Linked DNA regions of Homo sapiens: all the other regions are linked to region 3. A link is a contact called in ENCODE Hi-C data. All regions are on one chromosome and are shown on one strand. The core of a region is the stretch at or near the end of the contact, and the rest is flanking DNA. Distances in the headings are between cores, read along the strand shown.

The links. A loop is a pair of places that touch in the nucleus more often than their neighbours do. Pooled maps may share reads with other maps.
Region 1: a pooled map shows a loop between it and region 3 (2.1-fold over the local background). The contact joins the promoter of SHROOM3 here to the promoter of CCNG2 in region 3. A Hi-C loop is called at or near these places in 4 of 50 pooled maps.
Region 2: a map of CD4-positive, alpha-beta memory T cell shows a loop between it and region 3 (6-fold over the local background). The contact joins the promoter of STBD1 here to the promoter of CCNG2 in region 3. A Hi-C loop is called at or near these places in 1 of 168 maps with a recorded cell type or tissue (CD4-positive, alpha-beta memory T cell), 1 of 37 single-sample maps with no recorded cell type and 14 of 50 pooled maps.

The regions. Positions count from the first base shown.
Region 1 is chr4:76,433,023-76,437,201 of GRCh38, reverse strand. It overlaps SHROOM3 (shroom family member 3), which reads right to left and starts at 1,973. Exons shown (of 11, transcript NM_020859.4): 1 at 982-1,973. The coding sequence starts at 1,149.
Region 2 is chr4:76,303,952-76,308,093 of GRCh38, reverse strand. It overlaps STBD1 (starch binding domain 1), which reads right to left and starts at 1,361. Exons shown (of 2, transcript NM_003943.5): 1 at 1,105-1,361. The coding sequence starts at 1,324. The region is part of intron 6 of FAM47E-STBD1 (FAM47E-STBD1 readthrough); the gene reads right to left.
Region 3 is chr4:77,154,868-77,159,093 of GRCh38, reverse strand. It overlaps CCNG2 (cyclin G2), which reads right to left and starts at 1,887. Exons shown (of 8, transcript NM_004354.3): 1 at 1,588-1,887; 2 at 424-561. The coding sequence starts at 561. LOC101928864 (a long non-coding RNA gene) reads left to right here and starts at 1,030. Exons shown (of 2, transcript XR_244659.5): 1 at 1,030-3,824; 2 at 4,118-4,226. RefSeq lists silencers at 1,579-1,688, 1,719-1,788, 2,209-2,328.

The DNA.
Region 1 (4,179 bases), core at 724-3,223, 720 kb after region 3:
TCGTGGCTTATCACTGTGAAACCCAGTTCTCCCTGGCTCATCCACAGTAAGAATTACTTCAGTAATTTGAAAAATAACCTTTTGGAATTATTTCTGGGGATATGAAAAGTAACCTGAACCAATAACAGAGCTCAAATGCAATCCATATTACCTTCTTCCCACCCTCAAATTAAAAATTTTTTCTCCCTTAATTACAAATGTTTCTTGATGAATGCACATGTGTGAAAAGCCATTATAATCTATTGTATCAGACTATTAAATACTCTAAAAATTTAAAAGCAATATTATAACAAGTAATGTTAATCTGTAGTTTAAGAGAAAAATAGAAATATTAACCCCAGTACATAAATATTTCATTGGTATGACTACCCACACCAAAAGATAAATGAAGAATTGAGGTATGCTGCAGGATGACTAAGGTTTAAAAAGGGATTCAAATATACAGATAAATAGGAGAGGCAGAAATGTTTTGATCTTGAGTTATGCTGAAAGCTGATTTAATTCTCCTTTCTGAGTGTGGGGAAAAAAAGCAACACATGGTATTTATGCAATCTATTATCCAGAATTATAAGCAAACTTAAAATATTTTTAGATGCTATTTTCAGTTGAAGAGAGAAAAAGCAGATATTTTTGAATGCACAAATATATACCATGCCACCATCTTAACCATGTTATTAATCTTTAATCTGATTTATAACTGAAAAGCTCATGTGGTAACTGATTGTATGCGATTTCATTCACAAAAAGAGAAGATTATCCATCAAACAGGCATATTTTTCTTCGGATTTCATAGAATAAATGAGCTAGACACATTTTTCTTTCAAATCCCAGGCTATCCAAAATATTTCTAGATAATCAGAAAGGCATGAAACAGCAAATTAAGTTATATTAAGGCAGTTCTCATTATTTTGCATTTTTGACAAATCTGACAAGTTGAAAAAAACAATTTGAATAAAGGCAATATTGGAAAAAGAAACATACCTTAGAGATGATTAATGGTTCTCCGTGCTCCAGGCCACCCTTTAGAGTAAAACCCCAGGGAGCTCCTCCCTCCAGGAATGCCTCCAGATAAATGTACCTTCCCTTGGTGGCCGTGTTAGAGTTTAATGTGGCACTAGGCTTGTGGAAGTCTTCAGTGGTCCTCATCATGCCAAACACATGATCCCTCAAGTTAAATTTAAAATGCCTGAAGCAAACTCAGGCAAGCAGTGCTTCTACAGCACAAGTTGTCCCATCCTTCAGGACACACAATGGCCAAAAGAGAGGTTTGGAGAAGCAAATTCTTCCATACGTAAAATGTTCTTCCAAGCTGAACTCCAAGATGCTGAACCAGAAGGAATTTTCACTTCAACATTTCTGAATGTAAATCCTCCTCCAGGAATTCTGGGTTCTCACTGAAGCCCCCAAGTGGTATACATCTCTACTCCGTTCGTCAAAACTTCCTTCAGTGGCGCTCTGAAGATTGCTTTTCTGAGCTTTTATTTCACACATACACACACTAAAACCATTTCTGCCTATTTTACAGAGAAAATTAAAAGCATCTTACAATATAGTAAGAAAATCACAAATACTCAAAGGAATACCTCATTTTTGATTGATTATCAACCCTTTCTTCCTCTCGGAGTGAAATTTACCATTACAATAGCCTCCTCCCTCCCCAGAAGTAGCTTAAAAAGAAAGAAAGCACTTACTATGCTTCGGCTCACTTCAGAATTTTCTAACTTGTCCCGAAGAGACAGAGAAGCTGTGCTAAAACTTTTTACTTCTTTTTTTCAACAATCAGTTCATAGTTTGTTTCTTAGGAGAGAAAAAAACTTTTGCAGGATGTAGAGAAAATGAAAAAGCACGGTAAATTAATCCTCAATGGAAAAAATATGAAGGAGGCAGCTCAGTTCTTTTCTTTGGTATTTTCAGTGATGATCAGCCACTGCTGCGGCCGCCACAGCCACTTGCCTCCTCTTGAGAGAAAGAGTAAGGAAGTTAGAGGAACATGGATTAAGGCAAAGTGAGGCATTGCAACCTTTCTGCACAGTAAGCACTGCCATGCAGAATTCAGCTCACCACAAAGACCTGACAATTCAAACAGTCTTACAGTTAATAACACGTAGGAAGTTAAAAATACTATACAGATGGCTAATTGCCAAGGGATAGAAAATAGTTCCTAGAATAGCCCCGCCTCGTACCAATTAAAGGAGAATTTCAGGGAGTGAGACATAGGCATTTGTGTTTTTAAAAACCCTCCAGGCAATTCTGCTATGCAGCCAAGTTTGAGAAGCAATGCCTAAGTGATTTGGGTAAACGTTTAAGTACATGTCAAGGTGGTGGCACAAGGGCTTTTTTTTTTTCGTTAGAAGAAAATACTACCAGTGTAATATATGAAATGGGACTTTCCAATCAAAGTTCTGCTTGTTTGACTCAATAAAAACAGGAGGTGGGTTTTTTTTTCTAGGTTTTCATTGTTATCTACTCCAAGATTGTTATCCACTCTTTAAATGAAAAGAAATCTACAATGCCTTGTGGGTAAGTACTAGGTACTCGGGAAAGAATGTTGTTCTGATTTCATGTTACCAGTGTCATTTTGTAATAATGTTATATACAAATTTAACATTCATGCTTTGTATTAAAAATTTGAACAGTAGAAGATAACCATATCTAACCCAGAAGCCTCAGCTATTTAGTTATTGGAACAGATTAGAATTACTTCCAGGTAATATATGTACTAAAACTTTTTTCTGTTTAAAAGTATGGGATAATGAGAATTAAGTTGAAAACTGAAGTTAAAAACTACTGTGGGGCTTGATAACAATTATTTTGGTGTTTGTACTTATAATTAATGAAAGGCTGATATGGAAAGGCAGGTATATGATATCAAACTACACGATATTTAATTTACAACACTGGACAGGTATTGTTTGATTTTCAATGGTAACTTCACTTGAAGGGCTCAAAGACAAAAAAAAAAAAAAAAAAGTAAAACCTTATGTAATGGTAGTATGTGAATGGAAACATAAGGAAACCTAAGGTGTACCAAATGAAAGTATGTGGTAAAAATTGGCTGATTCTTAAGGGTAATTTACGCAATTTCTATTGTGGTTTTCTTTTACAGCTTAATTTGTAAGTTAGAATAAATGGAGAAACATTAGCTTTTCTTTCATTTCAAAGAACATATGTATTTTAAATAAAAGTCCTAGGTAAATGAACAGCTTTCTTTCTGAAAAAATTAATTTATGAGGCTCTTATTATGTTACTCCTAATACATTTTGTAAAAACTGGGATTTTACAGAATCCACATTTAATATTAAAAGTAACATAGCTATACAAAATTTCAGTTAGGAGGCATAAGCTCAAGAGATCTATTGTACAGCATGATGACCATAGTTATAACAATGTATTGTATATTTGGAAATTGCTAAGATTAGATTTTAAGTGCTCTCACCACAAAAAAAATTAGTATGTGAGGTAATAGGTTAATTCCTTGATTTAGCCATTTTACAATGCATACTTATATCAAAACATCATGTGGTACACCATAAGTATATATAATTTTTAGTTGTCAATTTAAAAAATAATAAACAAAAAAAGTAATGAAGCTAAAGGCAAAGGAAATAAGGAAAAGATAATATGAACCCAGTGCTTGCAGACTGATGAAATCTCCATTTTAGATTATCACCAAAAATATTGAAGAAACAAACATAGAACCAAAATTGATATGTAATCTGAAAAAAAAATGTAAAACTTCATTTTGTGGACCTTCACTATAGCAGTTGATAGACCAGGTTTGGAAGAACTTTTTTCCTCCATCTTCTGTTGATCAGATTCAAAGAATGTTAAAGCTGCAAGAGACAATCCTCCCACACCCTTGATTTTAGAGGTAAGGACACAGAGGCCACCAGAAGGTTAAATGATCTGACCAGAGTAATCCTGCAAGCAACACAGGCAGGCATGAAATTTAAATCTTCAGACGTTTAGGAATGAAATCCTAGCTTAAGTCAGGTGTTCTGCATAGTTTACGGTGAAAAGACAACTTTCTTTTGGCATAGCACTGCTAATTCGTAAGAAGAACTTCTGTTAGGATATGTGATTTGGATGCAAACTCTTAATTACAGAATGCAATCAGACTCCTCCCCAAGAAGAGAAAGGCAACTCTATTGTCTCAAGGTGCTGACAGTGGAAAGAAAG
Region 2 (4,142 bases), core at 112-2,611, 850 kb after region 3:
TTTCACCATATTGGCCAGGCTGGTCTCGAACTCCTGACCTTGTGATTTGCCCGCCTCGGTGATGGTGGGAGTTGGAAGTGAGAATGAACAAATATTATTCTGGATTCCCAACTTTTCAACCTAAAGCATGAGATTGGTCTTCAGAAAAAAGATAAGTGAACTGTCTAGGCATCCCAGACCAATCACAGTAAAGGCACACGGGCAGATTTTCATATGGCTGCACATGAACACCACTGGGCTAAAAATAAAGTTCACAGATGTCATTTTCACCATTAGGCTTCTGTCCAGGCATGGGCAGCTTGCCAAGGGAGGGCACTGGACGGTAAGCTTTTCTGCCAGTGTTCGCTCTCTGCTTAGCAAACGGTCCCTAAAATACAGAAATTTAAACCCAGATGTCAATTCTACTCATCAGGGTTGGGTCCCCTATTTAAGTAGTCCCTTCCTAGGGATGACTATCCGGCCCTATTCTGGGGCAGCGTGGAGGGGACTGCCGACAGTGCTGAAAGGGGTGACCAAGGCACATCCCCAGGGCCTCAGCCACAGCCTTCATGGCCAGAGTCCAACCTGAACTTTGCCTTCCTAAAGAAGCATCCAGATAGCAGGAGGCGCCCGCAGTTCGGGTGTTCCCAAACCCAGCTCTTCATGGGCTGTGCGATGGGAGGATGTCAGACTACCCGGATTGGGACTTAGAAAATGTCCCTGCTTGGGCAGAGATCGAAGAGGCTTGTAGGATCCCCTAAACCTAAGCCCCCCTTTCCAAAGGCCGGGAAGGGGCGCCGCCACTGCAGCCGCCCGCACTGCACCAAGCGCCGCCAAGTGGAGGAGCTCATCCCCGCCGGAGGGGCAGGACCAAGTCCTCAGGCGCGGGCGCTGAGGGACTCGGCAAGGGCGCGGCCCTTGGAGGACCAGACAAGAAACCTGCCTGCGCGTACCAACCAGCCTGGGAAACCGAGGGGCGTGGGGATGGCCCAGTCCCCTTAGGAGAGCCCGTCCGCAGGAATGGGCCCCTAGGAAAGCTCCAGGTGGGTTTGTCTCTTTGCTCCCTTCCTCGATGAACCTCAAAGCTCTGGCAGATGTGCCCTGGAGTCACGGGGGGAAGAATACCTGGTTTGGTGACCAGCTCCTGCCCGGAAGGTCCAGGGCTCAGTCCGCTGCTGCCACTCTGATGGCCTCCCGGAATCGCAGCTCCCCCAAGAGGGGCGTCTTTCTCCTGCTCCGCATCCCCGTCCTTCCCGGTGTCGCCAGGGCCGCCCCGCAGCAGCCAAACGAAAAGTGCTCCGGCCAGACCCCCTCCAACCAGCAGGGCGGACCAGACGGCGCCCATGGCTGAGAGGCCGCGGCCGCAGGAGACTACAGGGACTGGGACCGGGGCTCAGGTCACGCACACAGAGCCACACCTACCCCGCCCGCTCCAGCCTTTTACGGTTTCTGCGCCGGGCACTCCGGCGGAGCCCGGCCCTGAGCGACCAGTACTCAACTTTCCCAGCCCCGCCCCGCTCCCCGCCCCTGGGCTGCAGCCCCGGGCTCCCTCCCGGGGAAGACTCCAGCGCTCTTCTGTCCCTACACTTTCTGTTCCCGGCCTTGCCAGTTGCCAGCGGCCAGGGGCGCAGGGGTCGGCGTTCCACGTGTGTCCCGCGTGAAGAACCCAAGTGCGCACAACTGCCCCGCGCAGCCGGGACCTGCCCCACCGCCCTTCCTTCTTCCGCCTGCTGCCCGCGAGGCCCAGCCCTGCCTCGGCCCGCACCGGGCACCTCGGCGCCTTCTCCCCAGGGAAGCTCAGCAGCAACGCGGTCAGCTAGAGGCCGAGAGCTTCCTGGAACTTAGAGGTGGGAGAGGCCGCGGGCGTCGGTGACGCGCGGGCTGGAGCGCGGGCTAGAGCGGTGGCGCGTTCGGGTGGGATGGGTGGCCCGGAGGACGGCGGGCGCGGTGCGGGGAAACTGGGAGCCCTAGTGGAAGCTCCGCTCCGCCGCCAGCTCAGCGCGCTTAGCCTCCCCAAGCTTCCGCCTCCTCGCCTGTAAAATGGAAGGACTGGACTGAGGACCATCCATCTAAAGATGCCAGTCAGCTCAATCACATCCAGTCTCGTCCTCTTTGGGCGTGTATGGCTGCTGCGAAATGCGCACGCATCTGTATGAACTGGATGTTGTCCATGGACGAGCTCCTACAGATAAGTTTGTTAATAAAAACAGCAGCTCTTTATTAAGCACTGTCTGTATTCCGGATGTTTTAAGTGTGTATTTAATTTAATCCTCACAAGACAACAACCCTGTGCGGTGTTATATATATTTCTTTGTAAATCCTTTCCTCTGCTGATCTGATGACTTTGCACAACAGCTTCAAGCTGATGATCCCCACGTCTATGTCTGCAGCTCACACCTTTCCCTTGGACTCCGACATTCAACTGCTAAAGGCCACAGATACCAAACACCTGCCTTGGAGTAATTGCTATAATTGCTCTCTCTGGTAGGGCAAATTATCTAATGTGCCCCTTGCTCCGAATGGACAGTAGCCCTTAACGGGGTGCAAGGTTCTGCCAGTGGGGTTACTGGAAGGCTGATGCACGCCTTGATGCAGGCCACAACTTCTGTAATCATAAGAGAGGAGGTAGAGGAGAGGTGAGGGCGAAGACTGCCTACTGGGCATCTCCTCGTGGATGTCTAATAGACATCTCAAACCCAACTCATCCAGACCTGAACTCCCCACCTAACTCCCCAAACCTACTACTCTCCCCACCTTCCCCATCTCAGGAAGTGGCAACCACATCCTTCCCATTGCTGCAAAACAAAACACAGCAAGCTCCCACAGGCCACTTTCAAACCACCAGTCAGCGTGATCCTGTTAAAACACCCCAGTTCTCTGCTCAAGACCCTCCAGTTGCTCCAGATCACACGGAAGAACCTTTAAGACCCTACAGGATCTGTTCCCCATGACCACTGTGCACTCATCTCCATCTTGCCACCTTCAACCACACTGGCTTCCTTGCCTAGAGTCATCCTTCCTGCAGACATCCTCTCTCTCTCATCCCCTTTAGGTCTTGGCACAAGTGTCATCTGCATCCCCACTACCCCCTCCCCTGCCCAGCCCTTCCTTGACAATCCCAGTTTTAATTACAATCCTACTCCCTATATCCTTCCCCTGCTCCATTGTTCTCATTAGCACTTAGGGCGTCATTTCTAATACACTCTATAATCTGTGTGTCTGTGGTTTAATTTCTCTTTCCTCCCTTCAGAGTGTAAATGACAGCGGGGATGGTTGTCCTTTGTTCTCTGCTGAATTCTTAGCACCTGTAACCTCTCCGGAGTGAGCGCTTAGAAGTACAGGTTGAATGAATGAATTAAAAGCCCCAGGTAATTTCACCCTAGAGCATTATTGGCATTTTTCTTACGTAGATTCCATATGCATTTTTAGCCCATGTGGATATTACCGTTCCTTGAAATTCATTTTATGTATAATAAAAAGTAACCGTAAAGCTATATTTTTAAGAGAATGAATGTCACTGTATAAAATAAGATTCTTTCAGCCTGGGCAGCATAGCAAAACCCTGTCTCTATGGAAAAATACAAAAATGAGCTGGGCAAGGCAGTGGCGCCTATAGTCCCAGCTACTCAGGAGGCTGAGGATCACTTAAGCCTGGGAGGTGAAGGCTGCAGTGAGCCATGATCATGCCACTGCACTCCAGCCTGGGTGACAGAGGGAGACTGTCTCAAAAAATCTGATAAAAATATAAGATCCCTTGCATGTGCGGTTCACATAGGGTTTGTGCTCCTATGAGAGTCTAATGCCGCTACTGATCTGATAGGAGGTGCAGCTCAGGCTGTAATGTTCACTTGCCAACCACTCACCTCCTTACTGTGCAGCCTGCTTCCTAACAGGCCTCAGACCAAGGTCTGGGGACTCCTGTCTAAGGGATAAAAATCCCAGAGAATCTGTAAAATCCTTCAGATGTAAGCCCCACTATTCACTTATAATACCTAAAAGGCTCTTAATATTTATTGCTGTCATAAATGTCCATTCATTTATTTAAAATAATACCAAAAATTATTTTCTCAACCCATCAGAATTATTTTTACATTGTATCATATTGATCATGCAACATTTTTTTTAATTTACTTTTTTCTTTGGGAATCCCAAGAAGCTAATGC
Region 3 (4,226 bases), core at 638-3,137:
GTTATAGCAAATATAATTCAATTCCCTTGGAATGGAGAGAAAGGGTTCTTTTGTTTGCTTTTCTAAAGTCATTTAAGATTCTACTATAAATATGTATTTCACAGGCAGAGGGTGTTTGCACAAATGAACTACTCAATTCACCCGGGGTCTCCCATCCTGAAGCTGCAGGCTGGAGTATGGGGGGCAGCGAGGAGGGTGCCACATTAAAAACAACAACAAAAAACCCCACTTCTCTAAAGTATCACTCTCATTCTTGCTAAGAAACAAAAGCATTAACCTGTAATAAGGTTTATCTTGGTACTCCAGAAAGAACAACTTTTAAGAAATTTTGCAGGCTTTAGTCATGATTCAACGGGGGCGGGGGGGTTACCTCCTCCAAGCCCCATCAGCTGCTTGAGCAAGTTATCTTTTCTGCCAACTTACCTCCGGGGTAGCCTCAATCAAACTCAGCCCTTTTTCTCGAGGTTGGAATCTCTCTTCTTGTTCCAGGTAGACGTTCAACAACCCGAGAAGTTGGACCCCTTCATGACCTGCCAAGTGCTCTGCCCCCAAATCCTTCATCTGCAGTAAAGACACCACACAGAGAATGTAATCTGGGGGTAAGAGGGGTGGGGAAGCGGGAGAAAGGGCTGAGGCCAGTACCTCCAGCAAGGGTCGCCCCAGCACACCCCGACAAGGAGCGGGTGAAGGGACCAGTCACGTCCGCCAGAGCCCCAGGGCAATCCCCACCACGGCCAGGGAGGTGTGGCAGGGGGAGGAGCCGTGGTCAGGTCCGCCGGCCAGCGCTGGGTAAGACCGGCCAGCCCTGGCCTCTTGGCGTTTCACAAACAGGAAACTGTCCGCGGGCGCCGGCGTCCCCTCGGTCTGCCCCACCTGAAGTCGCGCCAGGGAGGGCCTTCTGCCCAGGGGACTGCAGTGTGGCGAGCGACTGCAGCGGGTCCCGGGGATGGGGTGTTGCACAATAGGGGGGAGGGGAGGGAGAGTCTCGCGACTGAACAAAGAAGCGGAGGGAGGAGACTCCCGAGCCCCGCCCGCCCGGGGCGCCCAGCTGCAGAAGCCCCTCTCGGAGAGTCCCGCCCCCAGCTTTTCCCGTCCGCTGCTGCAGCGCCGATTCCGGACTTACCCGAGAGGCGGATACCCCCGTCCCAGGAGCCCTGGGGTGGCGCGGCACACCCGGCTACGGTCCGGGGAGAGAAGTCCAGTCCAGCCCGCCCGCCCCGCGCCCGTAGGGACAACACCCGTCCACCCACTGATGCCGGGGCCCCACAACTCTGCAGAGCCCCGGGGCTGTCAATTCGAGAAGCACCACGCCAGCAAGTCCCCGTGACAACACGAGCGGGGGCGGGGGGCACCGAGGCGGAGACTGCCCTTAACCTAGTCGCAACCTCCTTCCACCCCACGAGCATCTATCTGTCCATCGCGGGCGCCAGCTCCCCCCGGGGCTGGGGCTGAGGGCAGCACCCTGGTCGCTCCAGCGGATGAGGAGCAGGCAGCACCGAGGCACTCGCATGGTACCAACCTCCTCAAAGCCCACAGTCCCCACCACGAACAAAGAAACCCACGGCGGCCCTGGGCGGGTCCACTCACCGTGCCGGAGACGCGCCTCCACCCGCCCGCGGCCTCGCGGTCCGCACGGACTGGGCGCAGCGGGGGCTTCCAAACCTGTCTCGCAGGTCGGGGACCCACCGCCTCAGCGGTGCCCCCGGTCCGGCATCCGACCCTTCCTCCCAGGCACCGCCGCCTCGGCCTCACAGCCCCGGCTCCATCCCGCTCCCCGCGCGCCCACCCTCCGCCGCGGCGCAACGCCGGCCGCGGAAGACCAGCCCACCGCCGCACCCCCGCCGCCTCAGCGGAAACCTCCCCGAGCCCCTTGTTTTTGTTAAGAGTTTCGACGCCCCCAAGGGGGCGGGGCACGTGACTCCCCGCGGAGGGATCCTGCACTTCCTCCACGGACTTTAAAAAAGAGTCCCGCCCCTAAGCTGCCGTCTCGAGCCTCTCTCGCGGCCTCCCTAGCTCTCCTTGGCTTTGCCGAGCCAGTCCTCCCGCCTGGCGCTAGGGCGGAGAGCGGAATCTGGGCGTCGGGCTTATTCCGCGATTGATCTGCGTTGGGGAACGGGGGAAGACAGAGGGGCGGAAGGAGATCGTTTCTGGTCTCATTACGCCTTTTAAAGGTCCCCGATTTGTTTTGTTTTCGCTGTTTTGAAAAGTCCGCCCAAAGTAGCCGGCTCTCTGATTGGATGCGGGTGGGGCGATGGGCATGCTGAGGACCTGATTCACCCTCGAATCTGGATTGGCTAACTTATCAGTCTTGGAGCCCTCTGATTGGCTTTCTCCGTAGCCTGAGCCTCTCTCTGCCTTGGGGCCTTAGCAACTCCAGGGTCTGGATTGCGCATGCCTGGGTGTGCAGCGGAGAAGGTATTCAGTTACCTGCCCTGCGGGGCTGTGCCTTCTCGCCTGGCTGCCTCCGCCTTTCTTGGGGGAATGTCACGCTCGCGGCGCTTCTCCTAACAGCTAACCTTTGTGACAGCCTTTTCAGCCACGGGAGAGTTTTCTACATTCCTTCTTTATTTTGTCTTGGCGTTCCATTTTGCAATAACCCACCAAATTATTATAACATTGTCGGGGCGTTTACTAAAATATTCAATAAATGCTACAAGTTTGGGTATTTGCTTTAAAATTTTACAGTCCAAGAGAAAAAAAAATGGAGAAGAGAGGTGAAATAAGATAGGCAAAAAGTTGAGGGTCGAAGCTGGGTGATGGGTACTCGAGGCTGCATTACAGTATTCTTTCTAGTTCTGTGTCTTGGAATTTTTCCATAATTTAAAAAAATTCAGGAGGGACTGAAGGAGGGGCTTTTCAATAAAAACTTAGCACGCTGATGAGGGTACGTAAACATCTAATAATTACGGCGTACCTCCAGAGGTTGTAGTGCTGTTGTTTTAATGAAGACTCCCAGAGCTTCTTGGTCCTTGGTAACCCATAAATTATCATTTATTGTTCATTATAATTAGCGTTGTTATTATAGGCGACACGTCTCCCAGGACGGGACAAAAAGCAAACAAACCAGGTGCCTTAGGCCAGAGACACTTTCACACGGAATATCAATGGGGCATGTGGTTGACTGCCCTGGAACATTTATTTGTTTACTCTCTCCCTCCTAAATTAGAAAATACCATATTCGTGAGTTCTAATCTACATAATCAGATAGTCCCTGGGAAGAGATTTCTCCTTTCTGTTCTTCTATGTGTTTTCTGTGAATTATTTTGTTACTTGTGAAATATGGGAAGGCACACAACATAGCTTTGGCAGCGCTCTTCTTTGCGGAGCAGCTAAGGAATTTTAAAACTAGGTCCCTTTGCATATTAGCTCGGACTAAACACAGGCATCTGTTTGGAGCACAGAGCAACTGGGGGAAGGCAGCCCAAAAAGCTAACACTTATTTCAGAGAGGTGTGAGCTTGGTGAGGGTTTTGGAAAATAAGATAAAATTAGCACACCAGTTTTAAATGATTTACAGGCTACATAATTTTATCCAATGCTTGTTTTATCTTTTAAACATTAAGTGATAACTTTTATTTGACATAATCATCTTGCTGGAAATCTATGCTGATAAACATAATAGGAGCATGAAACTAACTTAGAGACTAGAGCTAAGATTAAAATTACAGAGATGACAGCTCATTGTACAGAGCATCAATAGGCTGAGTGGACAGGGCCCACAGACAGAAAGCAGCTCGACCAACTATCCACCATCAGAGAAATGAAGAGTTTGTGATCAAAGCATGAAGGAGACTGGGGATGTTTTTTTCAAGTAAGAAGGCAAAGGTAAAAAAGGAACATACGTTATTTTATAAGTGATGTGAAAGAGGAAATGCAAATTTATGTGGTAGAAGACTTTAAAAATAACAGACTATATAAAACAAAAAGGAAAAGATTTAGAAATTGTCCTTTGCTTAGGCTACATAATTTTATCCAATGCTTATCTGATCTTTTAAACATAAATAAGTGATAACTTTTATTTGACATAATCATCTTGCTGCTTAGCACTAAATGATATGAAGCTATACTAAATGTGTACTCTATATTTCATAACTGGTATTTTATGTGTCCTTTTACAGACAGCCTCTTGAATGATGTGAACAGTGATGGCTTTCTCTGAGAGTAAGACAAGAAAGCTTTGTAAATGGCGTTGAATTTCCTGCTCTTGGCAGGCCCTGCTCAGCACAG